Regions from separate parts of the Mus musculus genome. Here region 2 is linked to region 1. The links are chromatin contacts, found by Hi-C or POLR2A ChIA-PET in ENCODE. All regions are on one chromosome and are shown on one strand. The core of a region is the stretch at or near the end of the contact, and the rest is flanking DNA. Distances in the headings are between cores, read along the strand shown. Region 1 holds the start of BC031361 (cDNA sequence BC031361). Region 2 overlaps Gsk3b (glycogen synthase kinase 3 beta).

Region 1 (2,805 bases), core at 236-2,735:
AGGCTGGTTTTGCCCTTTTCCACGACCACTGACTGTTCTATCAGGTCTGTTAGTGTAAGATCCTGGTATTTCGAGGTTTCTTATCTAAATGGTAAGGTGGAGGAAGGGTGTAAAATAAAATCGATACTCACTGCTAACTTTCATGCTACCAAAAGCTGAAGGCTGCTGCACTGGCTTGCAGCTCTCCGCAAAGGAGGTGGTTCTCGGTCGCCCCGACATGATGGCTCTTCTTGAATCACCTTTTCCTTCCTTAATCCTTTTCTTCCTTTTGTTTTATGTTAGGGTGCTAGGTTAATGATAAATGCAGCATTAAGTTCTCCCGCAAGAAAGAGAAAGAAAGACTTCGTTCTCTTGGCTTTTCACTCCTTTTGTATAGCTATTTAAGAAGAAGGAAAAAAAAAAGGAGCTATGTATTTCTTCAAGACAGATCGGTACGGATATTTAACACATAGATGATTTAGAGCTGGGAGAAAAATACAATTCTTTCACCTCCCTTTCCTGGAAGAGGAGAAAAAGGGTGGAGTGGAATCCTTAAAAATATATATATATCACGTGAACGAGGGCAAATACTTGATTGAAAATAAGTACTCTGAGTATTATATTTTTCCTCGGGGATTTTTTTCCGAGTCAATGAAGAAGGGAAGCGGCGGAAGGATCACGAGCCTCACGCTTGAAGAGAAGGGGGATGGGAAGGAGGGAGGAGATGGCTCGGAGATGCGACGGCAAACGCTGCGGCTCCGGCAGCAGCGGGATCCGGCGGTCTGACGGCGGCGGCGGCCGGGTGAACCGGAGGGCAGCGCAGTCGCGAGTCAGCGGCGGGCGGTGGCGGCGGCTCCTCTCCTCATTGCGCCAGGAGCAGCTGCAGGCGGTGGCTGGATCCAGCGGCCATGGCGGCAGCGGCGGCGGAGGCAGCTCCCTTCAGACCCCAGGCAGCGGCTCCCTGACTGCTCCCCATACGCCGGGGACATGGGAACCAGGCAACCGCTTCCGTCCCTCGGGGTCCCCTCCCCCGTCCGTGGCCCCGGCACGGCCGGCCTCCGCCCCTCGCCTTTGCTCAGCGGCTGCTCGGGAAGTGTCCGCGCTGTGCCCGGAGCCCGAAGCCCTGTCAGCGGCTGCAAGGCCGGCTCCTCCTTGCTGCCTTCCTTCCTTTGTCACTCGGCCCAGGCGGCGGCGACGGCGGCGACACAAGCCCGCATTCGGCCGGGTCGGGGGCTGCTCTGTGCGAGGCGCGCCGTCTGCGCAGCCGCCTAGCCCTTCCCCACTCCCCCTCCCCCTTCCTACTCGTCCTCCGCCTCCTTCCTCCCCCACCCAGCCCTTACACCGCCCAGCGCCCCGCCGCCCGCGTTACAGGCGTCTGGGAATCGCTCGCCGAGCCCGCGCCCGCCAGCTTCGGCTGTAGAGCCGAAACCCAAGCCGGAACCAATCAGAGACGTCGCTTGCTTGCAGCTCCTGCCGGAAAAAGCCGAGCGACCTGGATAACCAATGAGGAGACGCCGCTGGGAGACCACGCCCCAGCAACGAGGAATGCCGAAGGTAGCCGAACAGAAGGGAAGAGGGTTCTCCTTGTCCTGTGGCTGGCTAGAGAGAAGAGTCGACAATAGCGACAGTGGCCAATCAGAGCTGTTGGCCCTCAGGGAAAAGCCTCAAGAGTTAAGGACGGCGAAACTCCCGAGTCGCGGGAGGAACTGCACGGCTGGGCGCCGCGCCCGTTTCCTCATTGGCTGGACAACTCCGCTGGGCGTGTACCTTTCTCGGTGATTGGTGAAGGGAAGGGGGCTTCCGAGGACATCGGGCCAGTCAGAGCCTCCCCTCCCTCTTTGAGGCGGGGAGAAGAAGAAAGCGGAGGGAGGGCACCTATAAAGTGCCATCTCATTGGTCTGCAGCGTCGAGCTGGAGCGCGGGGGGAGGGGAGCTTCGAAAGGGAGAAGGAGGGTGCAGGAGCCCGTGGCGGCGGCCAATAGGCGCTCACTGCTGTGCAATCGCAAGACCTAGCTGCAGTGGGATTGGCCTCGGGTGGTCCCTAAGCGGGCGGACGGGATGAGTGGTCGGCCTGCATCTGCTTTCCGAGCCGACGCTCGTGCTGGCTGTGCAGCCCGGTCCGACAATGCTGCGGTCGGAGGGTCGGGCCCCGAGCGCTCTAGTGGGGCGTGAGGCCGTCCCCATTCCCGGGAGCTCCGCGGGGCGCGGCTTACCAAGTGCGCCCGAGGCTCCCCACCGCGCGTGCTGAGCCTATGAGAACGTCTATTCTCTGAAAGACGTAGGGCGCCGTGGCCGGGGCCGAACCCTCTAGCGCTTAAATGGGAACAAAGCTTCCAGAGAAGGAGAGCCTCTGGGCAGCCGCGCCCGCCCATCGCGGGGGGCCGCTGATCTCGTGGGGGGGGGGGGGGGAGCCCTTTGCAGCAGGCGCACAAGGCCAGACCAGGCCTTCTGGAAACGCCCCCGAGAGATGAGCTCATGCTAGATGAGCGCGGTCCATGGGCGCGACTGTCCAGCGCAAAAGCAGCCCCGAAAACAGGTGAGGGGAAATGTGGTCAGGACAGTACCTCGAATCCTAGGAGGAAGCTCAAGTCAGAATTGCTCGCAGCAGTTTTTAGTGTTATTGGATGATCAGCACACTGCTGCCTAAGTAGGTTTCACATGTAGTCCAGCGTCCATTGTTCTACAAAGGAGACCATTGCCTTGGTCCATCCGAGAGCTGTGTGGCGTGGCTACTACGACTAGAGTAAGTTAGAGTGGACACTGGCAATCCTGACTGTAATCCCGTGATACTTGTAATACCCACCCGCATAGTCATCTCTTTCTGTT
Region 2 (3,066 bases), core at 361-2,860, 43 kb before region 1:
AAAGGAAGGCAAACAAGAGAACATGATTTTCTAAGGGTAAAGAGAAGTATGAAGAACAGATCTCAACAATTTTGACATAAAAATAATACCGTAATTTTTATAAATTCAAAAGTACAATTTGCTTTAAGATGGATATTAAATAAAATGTTTTTAACTTATAAACTAATATCTTTGATGTCAGACTATTCAAATAAAAATGGTAAGGAAGTACGCTGCCCGCCACCCCCCCCCCCATCTGAACAGACTCCAGACACTCAGCAGCAGCTACTGAGCAGCAGCAGGCCTGCCAGCCCAACACTTACCATCGCCATATTCTGACATCTGTAATCATTCACATATAAACCGCCCCCTTCCTTGCAATGTTTTTATATCAGTGAAATCAATCCCAGACAATTTTTCAAACACACCTCAGATTATGCTATCTTACAATGTTCTTTCAATCTTAGTTACGGGGGGGGGGGGGGGGGGGGGAGATGGGAGGCGGTCTTCCTTTCTTTTCCCTACAGACTTCATTCTAAACCCCCAAATCTAAACCCAAGCTTAAGCACAGGTAGTAAAGGCAAGCACAGGGCTTCGCTTCTGTCCCAGCACTCCACAAAGCAATGCTCTACAGCTGCTGTGAGAGCAGGCCGACGCAGTCTCCCCCAGCTCTCCACTTCCAGTGCCCCTCCCTCTTCTACTTGCTATTAGTCAACTTCTTATTTGTCACTGAGAATACACAATATTTATAGTAACCACTGCTCAGTTCTTTATAGGACAGCCTAGGAAAATACACCTAAGATACAAAAACTGAAATTTTAGAATTTCAATGAAGTACTACCTAATAGCTTCATATGTAAGCATATAACTATGAAAAGTAACCAGATAACAAAAGCCTGGTCATTAACTTCATGTCTAAGAGACATCATACATGAATAAAGTCACTTTCCTAACCACTTCCCCAAATACCCCAGTCTTTCTGTTGGATCCTTTAACTTACATATTAAATTCCTAAGCTAGTCTTATGTATGTTGACCAAAGCTCACTGATCCAGAAGAGTCAACTCCGTCAGTTCACGGAGCTAAGGCACTTGTGTCTCTCCCCATAAAGCTGCAGTAGAAACAATGCTCTCTGGGCTCTTGGTAAAGAAAAAAGACACAGTCGTGCAGGACTCAGCCCTGACCTTGCTGGGGGTCAGCCCTCCAGAGCACCTCCCACAATGCTCAGGTCAGCCCTGGATGGCCCAAATGTCTCTAATTCTTTCCTTTTCAGATATTTTTGTCATCTCCAGTCAGATATTTCAATTGGACTTAAAGTCGACGGACGAGAATCGAAAAGCTCCTAATTGAACAAATCATTTGTAAAATCAGACAGTTTACCAAGCTACATTTAGAAAACAATGATAGTGAGTGAAATCAAAACACATATGCTGTCTTAATCTGTAAAAACCATCCAGGCTGAGAAAGGAAAACCCGCTCGTGTCGCCGCTCTGTTTCCTCCCGCAGCATCGAGTTCCCTGAGAACTGTCTGTGACAGTTCTCAATCCAGCAGCTACCCAAGGAGGCAGGAAAGGGGAAGAAGACAAGCGGAAGGGCCTCCTACACGTCACTTCTTACCCTGCCCCCAAGCCCTGTTACTCCTCGTCACTGAACTACACTGAGGGAAGAAACAGACCCAACAAAGAATGTCCCCCTGATACTGAAGCCATCTGGAAGGCTTTTCTTTACCTCACTGCTACACCTCAAGGGTCACAAGAGTGAGTTAAAACAAGCCACAGTCATAAAGGACAAAGACCCAGAAGAAGGAAATAAAGAACCAGGAAGAAGTCACTGACAACTAAAGACATAGCTCAGTTTAAACCACGTAAAAAGTCTGAGGTTTTTGTTTGTTTAAGACGCAAACATAGTACAGGAAAAAAAAGATATGAACAACAAACTAAAACTGTAATTGACCTCAGAGTACAGTGGTGCACACCTGCAGTTCTTTTCTGAGTCCTTGGCAGTTCAATGCTAACTTTGGTTACGAGGTGAGACTCTTTCTTTAAAACAAAGAAACAAACAAAAACCTACAGATGGAAGAAAATACAAGTAGAGAAAAACCCCTTCCAATTTAGATTTAGATGCTACAGGAGAACACAGGAACACGAAGTAAAGAAGAGTCCAAAGTAAATGTGAGAAAATAACGAGCAAAAACAAGAGATCTGTTTTGGTCTCTGCACTGGACTGGTTGTTGTTGTTGTTTTGCTATAGTAACAAACTGCCACTAGCTGGGTGTCTTAGAAAACAAAAATAATTCTCTCTCAGTGTTAGAAACCAGAAATTCAAACTGGCAACACCAACAACAAGGCTGCACCTCAGAGGCCTGAGACTCCTTCCTGTTTCTCCAGAACCTGCCTTGTACCCCGACAGCGCTGACAGTCCACCTCCCTGGTTAAATCTCTCCTGTTTGCTCTCTTTCCTAAGGATATCTGTCCCAATGGATCATCTAAGATGGCCTTATTTCAAAATTCTTAAATTAACTGCAATCTACAAAAACTCATTTCACAGGTAAGGTACCATTCTAAGTTGCAGGAACTCGACATGAATACCGTTCCTGACTAAATATTTGAGCTCCCCTTACAAGTCATAGGTTGGAACTCTTAAGTAACAACAGGTTGATGTCAGGCTGTAGGGCCAAATTTAGATGATGTCATGAGCTAGCAGTCTCTCTCTGTCTCTCTGTCTCTGTCTATCTCTCTCTGACATGTGAGAATACAGTGAGAGCTATCTACCCTCGAAGCAATAAGGTCAAAGAACCAAATCTAGGACGTAGAGTTTTCCGCCTCAGGGCCTGGGAAGCACCACTCTTCTCCAGTCCACAGCCACAGTGTTTTGCCTAAGCCCTTGAACTTCCTTCTTTTCCAAAGGGCCATTTTTAGACTCCCAGTTCTCAAGTATTCTTTAGCTAGCAGGACAATCATAGAACTAATAATCATGTATCGGCAAAGAACAGAAGAGACATGCTCAGTGGAGGCAGAACGGATGGGAGAAAGAGAAACGCAGAAAGCAAGAGTTGATGAGACTAAAGGATTCCTGGAGATAAACAGGA

What was found. Hi-C counts contacts between places; a loop is a spot of excess contacts on that map. ChIA-PET counts read pairs that join two places held with the same protein, here RNA polymerase II (POLR2A).
Region 2: a map of heart shows a loop between it and region 1 (2.9-fold over the local background). The contact joins the enhancer-like site here to the promoter of BC031361 in region 1. A Hi-C loop is called at or near these places in 12 of 37 maps with a recorded cell type or tissue (Patski, gastrocnemius, heart and 1 more). POLR2A ChIA-PET finds 5 or more read pairs at or near these places in 4 of 5 experiments (Patski and embryonic stem cell).

The regions. Positions count from the first base shown.
Region 1 is chr16:38,087,940-38,090,744 of GRCm38, reverse strand. BC031361 (cDNA sequence BC031361) reads left to right here and starts at 1,485. Exons shown (of 1, transcript NR_033221.1): 1 at 1,485-2,805. Gsk3b (glycogen synthase kinase 3 beta) reads right to left here and starts at 1,744. Exons shown (of 11, transcript NM_019827.7): 1 at 132-1,744. The coding sequence starts at 219.
Region 2 is chr16:38,130,500-38,133,565 of GRCm38, reverse strand. The region is part of intron 1 of Gsk3b (glycogen synthase kinase 3 beta); the gene reads right to left. Among named protein-coding and RNA genes, the nearest start is that of Gm25617, 26 kb to the left of the region's middle. Within about 2 kb of position 1,610, at least 1 of the 3 ENCODE cell types and tissues checked has a DNase peak (open chromatin) inside an H3K27ac peak, as active enhancers do; it is heart, where a contact is called at or near this core.